Regions from separate parts of the Homo sapiens genome. Here region 1 is linked to region 2. A link is an interaction called in ENCODE POLR2A ChIA-PET data of the cell type or tissue named here. Cell type or tissue: Panc1. All regions are shown on one strand.

Evidence for each region. Peaks named below come from ENCODE experiments on the same cell type or tissue, not always from the same donor. Only the 100,000 strongest peaks of a DNase experiment are listed, where the experiment ranks them.
Region 1: POLR2A ChIA-PET joins it to region 2 with 5 read pairs; 2 of 35 experiments call an interaction of 5 or more read pairs at or near these places.

The regions. Positions count from the first base shown.
Region 1 is chr2:100,363,546-100,367,545 of GRCh38, forward strand. No RefSeq gene overlaps it. Among named protein-coding and RNA genes, the nearest start is that of LONRF2, 43 kb to the left of the region's middle. In Panc1, no CTCF peak of the experiment used is centred here; a DNase peak (open chromatin) is centred at 2,096; H3K27ac peaks cover 325 bases.
Region 2 is chr2:100,315,173-100,319,172 of GRCh38, forward strand. All of the region lies in intron 1 of LONRF2 (LON peptidase N-terminal domain and ring finger 2), which reads right to left. Among named protein-coding and RNA genes, the nearest start is that of LONRF2, 5.3 kb to the right of the region's middle. In Panc1, no CTCF peak of the experiment used is centred here; no DNase peak of the experiment used is centred here.

The sequences.
Region 1 (4,000 bases), 48 kb after region 2:
TGGTGGCCATTGCAGTGACTGTAATTAGGCCCATGATCACAGAGATTAAAGTGAAAACAAATCTCTTAGATCTTTTTAGAATTTGCTGTAACACTTCATTAATTAAATGTATTGAGGGGGAGGATTCCCAAGCTCTGGGCAAAGTTACTGGAATCCAGATTCCTTCTCGAGCTCGAACCAACATTACACTTTTTCTGGAGTCAAAATGGGAGTTAATACAAGTGTATAAATGACAATTAATGCATTGGATAGTTTGATTGTTCATCAAAATTTTGATATTTCTTGCTAACAGCATGTAAGGAGGCTTAACACAACTCTGTATGGGAACAGTCAGGTTGGAGGTAAGTAAAGCAGAATGTCTGGATCTACGCTGATACTGAGAGAGGGGGACGGTAGTGGAGACAACAGACAGAATAGTTTCCCCTACCCATACTCACAGTCCAGACATGGCAATAGCCAATTTTCAAAGTTCTGGGTGTTCTGGGCTCAGAATGGGGAGTATCATACGAGGCCTCAGTCGGGGGGTAATGCCTTTATCTTCCCATTTTAAGGGAAAGAATGAGCTGAACCTCCTATGCAAAGTAGAATGATGATTCTCATTCTCCCAATAAGAAATAAAATAAGTAGCCTCCAGGCATTCCCTTCCACCAGAGGAGCAATTGTTTTTTAAATAGGCCTTTGGTGTCCAGTCTATTACTAAACCATATGAGTCATTTTTTAATATTACTGCATGTGAGATAACACAGTCTTCCCAAATTAAACTTTTAGATGGGCCCTCAAAATTTTTAGGGCATGGTTTTCCTGCAGGTTTATATTGAAAGTATGGGGTATCTCCAATTACTCCCCCTTTCATTTGTTTTAAAGGAGAAAGGGAGAGGCCAGAGACCAAATGTCCCGGTTCCTCTGTAGCTGATCTCTCTGGAAGATAAGCAGCCCAGATTTGAGTTTCTAGATGGATACAATCAGGTGCATGTCCGAGGCACAGAGGAGGATATTTATAACCCATGGTAACATTAAATGCAGTGCCTTCTTCTCCTGGTTGAGCAGGGCAATGGTCATCTATAGCTCCAGGCATCCACACACTATTATTAGTGTAGATTTCTGCAGGAGCATCTATCCAGGTAAGAGGTCGAATAAGTGGAGGAAAAGGCACATAAGAATAATTATGTGTAGCAGGTAAATCAGTGTGAGAGGAAACTGGTGAGACAGAAAGTATAAGGAGGAGAATCATTAAATAAAACCTACTGTAAGCGAGATTCAGTGCTGAAGGAGGAAGAGAACAGAGGGATGTTATTTTCAGGCTAATAGAAATAGTGAGATTTTTAGGTTTGTAAGGAGAAAAAGAAAGGTAATCAGGAGAAGTGGGATTAGTTAGATGGGTCTCCATTGCCATTAGGGAGGGTTGAATCAGACCCATTGTGATTTGGTGTGCCTGCTTCTGAGGAGTCGGCACAGATCTCACCACGTCTGAGGGCGGTCTCTGACACAGACGTCTTTTCCCTGTGGTTTTCATTGTCAGTATTCACCCGAAGCTTGAGTCTCCTGGTGGGTACCCAGACAGGGGATTGATGATCTCCTGGTGAAATACAAGCATATCCTCTTCCCCACGTTATAATTGTGCCAGGTTCCCAAGTATTACTTTGGGAGTTTTTCCATAACACTGGCTTGCCTTCGTTTAGGGAGAATTTTTTGCCTGTATAATGGCGTTTGGCTGCAGTTAGATTATTATTCTTAGGGACATTTAAAAAATTTAAAGTAAACAATGCCAAATGTAATTGGGAGTGGGGGGTAGTTAAATTATGTTTTTGTTGGTCAGACTATTTGGACAATTGGGCTTTTAAAGTGTGATTGGCCCGTTCCACCACAGCCTGTCCCTGAGGATTGTAAGGGATTCCAGTAATATGGGAAATTCCCCACTGTTGCATAAATAAATCAAAAGCCTTACTAACACATCCAGGGGCGTTGTCTGTCTTAATTTGATATGAAAGCCCCATAACTGCAAAGCAAGAATACAGATGTTTTGTAACATGGGCCGTGCCTTCCCCTGTTTGGCAAGTAGCCCAGTTAAAACCTGAGAAGGTGTCTACAGAAACATGCACATATGACAGTCTGCCAAAGGAGCTCACATGAGTCACAACCATTTGCCATAAAGCATTAGGAATTAGGCCTCTGGGATTAACGCCAGGTTCCTGGTTTAGAAGTACAAAGACTTGACACTGAAGGCAGCTGTGAACAATAAACTTAGCCTGTTTCCAGGTAAGAGCAAATTTATCTTTTAATCCAGCAGCATTGACATGAGTGAGATTATGGAACTCCTGAGCTTCTTGGGTTGCAAAAGAGACCAAACAGTCAACTTTATGGTTACTGGCAGACATGGGTCCTGGTAAACCGGTCCCTCCATTCGGGGTCCCTGACTTCCTACAACACAGAAACTAACCAAATATGTATTAAAAAAAACTAATTATCTGCTGTTTAAAATTCAGTGACATTAGGCAGGTTGGCTGAGGCAGAAGAATCACTTCAAACCCGGAGGTGGAAGTTGCAGTGAGCTGAGACCATGCCACTGCACTCCAGCCTGGGCAACAGAGCGAGATTCCATCTCAAAAAAATAAATACATAAAAAAAATGATACAGAAAGATATACCATGCAAACATGAATTTTAAAATTAAAAGTCTAATAGCTAAAATTGTTAAAAATTTAAATTTATTGTGATATCTATTTCATTCCTGACATTAAGTTAAAATTATTAAAGTGCATTTATTTATTTATTTATTTATTTATTTATTTATTTTTTGAGACGGAGTCTCGCTCTGTCACCCTGGCTGTAGTGATCTCTGCTCACTGCAAGCTCCGCCTCTCGGGTTCATGCCATTCTCCTGCCTCAGCCTTCCAAGTAGCTGGGACTTCAGGCGCCCACCACCACGCCCAGCCAACATCTAAGGCCAGGCATGGTGGCTCACACCTGTAATCCCAGCACTTTGGGAGGCTGAGACAAGTGGATCGCCTGAGCTCAGGAGATTGAGACCAGCCTGACCAACATGGTGAAACCCTGTCTCTACTAAAAACACAAAAATTAGCCAGGCATCATGGTGGACACCTGTAACCCCAGCTATTTGGGAGGCTGAGGCAGGAGAGTCTCTTGAACCTGGAAGGCAGAGGTTGCAGGGAGGCGGAGGTTGCAGGGAGCTGAGGTTGCGCCAGTGTACTCCAGCCTGGGTGACAGAGTCAGACTCCATCTCAAAAAAAAAAAGTTTTTTAAAAAGTAGGCTATATTAATATCTGATCAAGTAGAAGAAGAGCAAAAATATTCCAAAGAAAAAAGACAAAAATAAAGATGAGAGAAAAATAAAATTGAAAATAAGACACTAATAGAGAAAATCAATGAAACAAAAAGCTTTGAAAAAAATTAATATTAATAAAACTTTAGCAAGACTGATAACAATAAAAATATAGAAGATACAAATCATCAATATAAGGAATGAAATAAGGTCTATTACTACAATTCTGCAGTCATTAAACAATAAAAGGGTGATATCACAGAAAATATCACAGTAAGGACCTTTGAAAATTATCTCCTTCATAAAAGCAATTAAAAAAAACTGGCAAAAAGAATTGTCAGAATCAATGTTTTTAGAGCTCTGCAAATTAACCAAAGGGTTGCAACAATTCAGGACACATTAATTCAAAAAAAATGGGTGAATCTTAGAACACTGAACTGAAACTGCCTTTGCAAAAATTAGAAATCTAACCTAACTGATAACATCTTGTTTCTAAACCTCACAAGCTAACTGCCTTTGTTAGCTTTAAAACAAAGATGGTAACAGTCCCTTCCTTGCTATCCCCCTCCTTGCTCAGGACTGAAGTCACTTTTGTAAGACCTATGAAAGACCACAAGATTAGGATTATGGGAGGGGCCTGAATGTTGCTAAAATGTGGGCCTAGTTAAGCGATACCAGCCATTGTTCCCTAGTTTGCCTTTCAATAATTGTTTAGGGCTCT
Region 2 (4,000 bases):
TATTAAACATCTTTCAGCTATTTCAGGATTTATTCCAAGGAATTTGTTTACATAAATTGTTTAAAGTTTTTTTCCTATTTGTTTTTTCTAAGTATATAGTTATGTTTGATAACCTCTATATTGACCTTGTAGTCAGCAATCTGGATAAATCATTTATAATTTCTAATAGTTCCTACATTCTTCTGGAGTTTCTATGTATGCCAGGTCATCTACAAATAATGACAGTTTTTTGTTTTATCTTTTATTTTTCCAATCTTAATACATAGCTATCTAGAATCTCCAGTGAAATGCTGAGTGGCAGTGAGAATAAAACAGTGTTACCTTCTCATTCAATGGGAAAACATTATTTCATCATTAATTATGATAGCTGCTATCTCATTTTTGTAGACTTTTAAAAAATTAAGAAAGTTCCTTTTTATTCGTAGTTTCCTGAGAGATGCATCATATCATTTTTCTTTTTTCTGTAAAGATGGTGAATTACATTGCTTGATTTTCCAGGATTAAACAAAACTTAACCTGCTTGCTACTGATGTGATATTCTTTAAGGGTATCAATGGATTCAGTTTGCTAATATTTTATTTAGGATTTTTGCAACTATATTCGTAAGAAACATTGGGCTGTATTTTTCCTGTCTTGTTACTGATTTTGGCTCCTTTATTTCCTTCTTTGTACTCTCTTTGGATTCTATTTGCTTTTCTTTTCCTAGCATCTTGAAATGGAAGCCTAAAGATCACTGACTATCAGCTGTTCTTTGGTAGTATGGGCATTTAAAACAGTAAGTTTCCCTCTAAGCACTGTTGCATTGCATCCCACAGTGTTTGATATCTGTATTTTCATTATCATTCAGGCAAAATAGAAAATTTTCTGGCCGGGTGCGGTGGCTCACACCTGTAATCCCAGCACTTTGGGAGGCAGAGGCGGGCAGATCACGAGGTCAGAGATCGAGAGCATCCTGGCTAACACAGTGAAACCCTGTCTCTACTAAAAATACAAAAAATTAGCCAGGCGTTGTGGCAGGTGCCTGTAGTCCCAGCTACTGGGGAGGCTGAGGCAGGAGAATGATGTGAACCTGGGAGGCAGAGCTTGCAGCGTGCTGAGATCGTGCCACTGCACTCCAGCCTGGGCAACAGAGCGAGACTCCATCTCAAAAAAAAAAAAAAAAAAAAGAAAGAAAATTTTCTAATAATTATTAGAAATTCTAATAATTCTAATAATTATTAGATAATTAGAAAATTTTCTACTTTATGTTGTGATTCATTTTACCCATCATTATATAAAAATATATTGCTTAATTTCAAAATATCTGAAGATATTCTATTTATGTGCTATTTAATTTTAGTTTAAGTCCACAGTGTTTAAAGAACATATACAGTCTGGTTTCAATCTTTTAATATTTATTACGACTTCTTTCATGGCCTAATCCAGGAGTTGGCAAACACAACCACAGGCCAACTCCAACGCTCTGCCTATGGTCATGGGAGCCTAAATGGCTATGTTTTTGCAGTAGTTGTATGTAGTGACACATATTAATTAAATCTAAGTGCTGAAGTATGTTGTATCTATATCCTTACTTATTTTGCAATCCTTACTTTATCAGTTACTAAAAGTTTTGTTCAACATCTCCAATTATTTCCCCTTTTGCTTTTGTCTCCTTTTGTTCTCTCCATATGTGTGTGTGTACACTTGTTGTTAGGTGCATAAAAATTTAGGCATATTATTACACATTTTTTTTCTGTTGAACTGGCCCATTCATCATAAATGTCTTTATTTCTTCTGATATTCCTTGCCTTAAAGAATACTTTATCTGATAGTCACTTTGCCATATCAGGCTTTTGTTTGTCAGTCTTTGTTGCCATCCTACTAATTTTAACCTTTTTTTGTGTTCTTACACCTAAAGTTTACCTCGTGTGTAAACAGCATGTAGCTATACTTCACTTAATCCAATCTGCCAACATTTAGTTTTTAAATGGGAAATTTAGGTCTTCACATTTAATGTAAATTAAATCCCCATTTTTCTATTTCTTTTCTAGTTGTCCCACTTATTCTCTCCTTCTCTATTCTTCCCTCCCATTTTCTTTTGGATTAATCCAGTATTACTTTACTATTCCACTATAGCTTTTTTTTAATTTTACCTTCCTATTGGTGGTTACCCAAGACAACAGAATATGCAAACCTGATTTAGCAGTCTACTTTAAATTGGTACTGTTACTACCTCCAAAACAGTGTACAAACCATACAACAATTTAACTGTATTTACCCATTCTGGCTTTGTCCTGTTGCCATATCTTTCACTTTTATGTATGTTACAAATACCACAAGACATTATTATTGTTATTTGAAATAGTCAATATTGTCTCATATTGTTACACCTTCTAGCACTCTTTACTCTGTGCATTAGTTTCACGCTTCCATATGGATACGTTTCCTTTAGCCTGAAGACTTTCCCTCAGTATATCATGAAATGCAATTCTGATGGTAATAAAATCCTTTAGCTTGAGTTATTTCTTTGGTTTAAAGCACCTTGATTTTGTGAAAAATATTTTCAGGTAAAGAATTCCAGCTAGGTTTTTTTTTTCTTTCAGCACTTTAAAGACATTATTCCATTAGCTTCTAGCTTCAATAATTTTGTCTAAAAGTCAACTGTCAGTCTTCTATGATTCCTTCGAAGGAAATATGTCCTGTCTTCTCTAAATGCATTTAAATTCTCTTTATCTTTGATTTTCAGGAACTTGACTATAATGTACTTGGATGGGTTTTGTGTGTATGTTTGTGTGTGCACTTGTGTCCACCCTGTTGGGCTTAGTGAACTTTTTGATTCAGTGATTTAAAGTTTCTCATCAGATTTGGAAAATTCTCAATTACTTTTTTCTTTAAATATTTCTCTTGCCCTTCCCCTCTCTCTTCTTCCAGGATTCCAATTTCATCGATGTTGGAACTTTTGTCTGTGTCTCACATAACTCCCATGCTCTCTTTTAGTCTTCTTCTGTGATTCAGTTTGGATATTTTCTGTTAACTTGCTTCTGAGTTTTCTCATTCAGATTTCTGATGTGTGCCATCTGGTTTGTAACAAATCTAATTCTCAACTTCAGACATTGTATTTTGAATTTCCAGGATACCCACTTGGTTCTTTTTTATGGACAATTGTCTTCTGAATGCTTTATATTTTCATACATTTATTTACCTCTTTCAACATACGTACTAGTTATTTTAAATTCCACTCATAACTTATCGGCCAAAAGTAGTCACATGGCTCCACCTAATCACAAGTGGAGCGGGAAGTGCAATCCTACCTTGCCTGGGGAAGGTATAGAGATAGACCAGCACTAATGACTACCACACTTCGCTAAGGTCACATAATAAATAAGCATCAGACATCAGGTGTGGTGGCTCATGTCTATAATCCCAGCACTTTGGGAGGCTGAGGCGGGCAGATCACTTGACTACAGGAGTTGGAGATCAGCCCGGACAACATAGTGAAACACGTCTCTACTAAACACACACACAAAAAAAATACGAGGCATGGTGGTGCATGCCTGTAATCCCAGTTACCTGAGAGGCTGAGGCACGAGAATCACCCTTGAACCCAGGAGGCAGAGGTTGCAGTGACCGATATCATGTCACTGCAGTCCAGCCTGGGTGACAGAGCGAGACCTTGTCTCAAAAAAAAAAAAAGAAAAGGCCAGGCATGGTGGCTTACACCTGATATCCCAGCACTTTGGGAGGCTGAGGCGGGCGGATCACAAGGTCAGGAGATTGAGACCATCCTGGCCAACATGGTGAAACCCTGTCTCTACTAAAAATACAAAAATTAGCTGGGCATGGTAGTGCGTGCCTGTAATCCCAGCTACTTGGGAGGCTGAGGCAGGAGAATTGCTTGAACCAGGGAGTCGGAGGTTGTAGAGCCACGCCACTACACTTCAGCCTGGTGACAGAGCAAGACTCCGTCTTAAAAAAAAAAAAAAAAGTCAGAGCTTGGATCTAAACACAGGTATTTCTGATT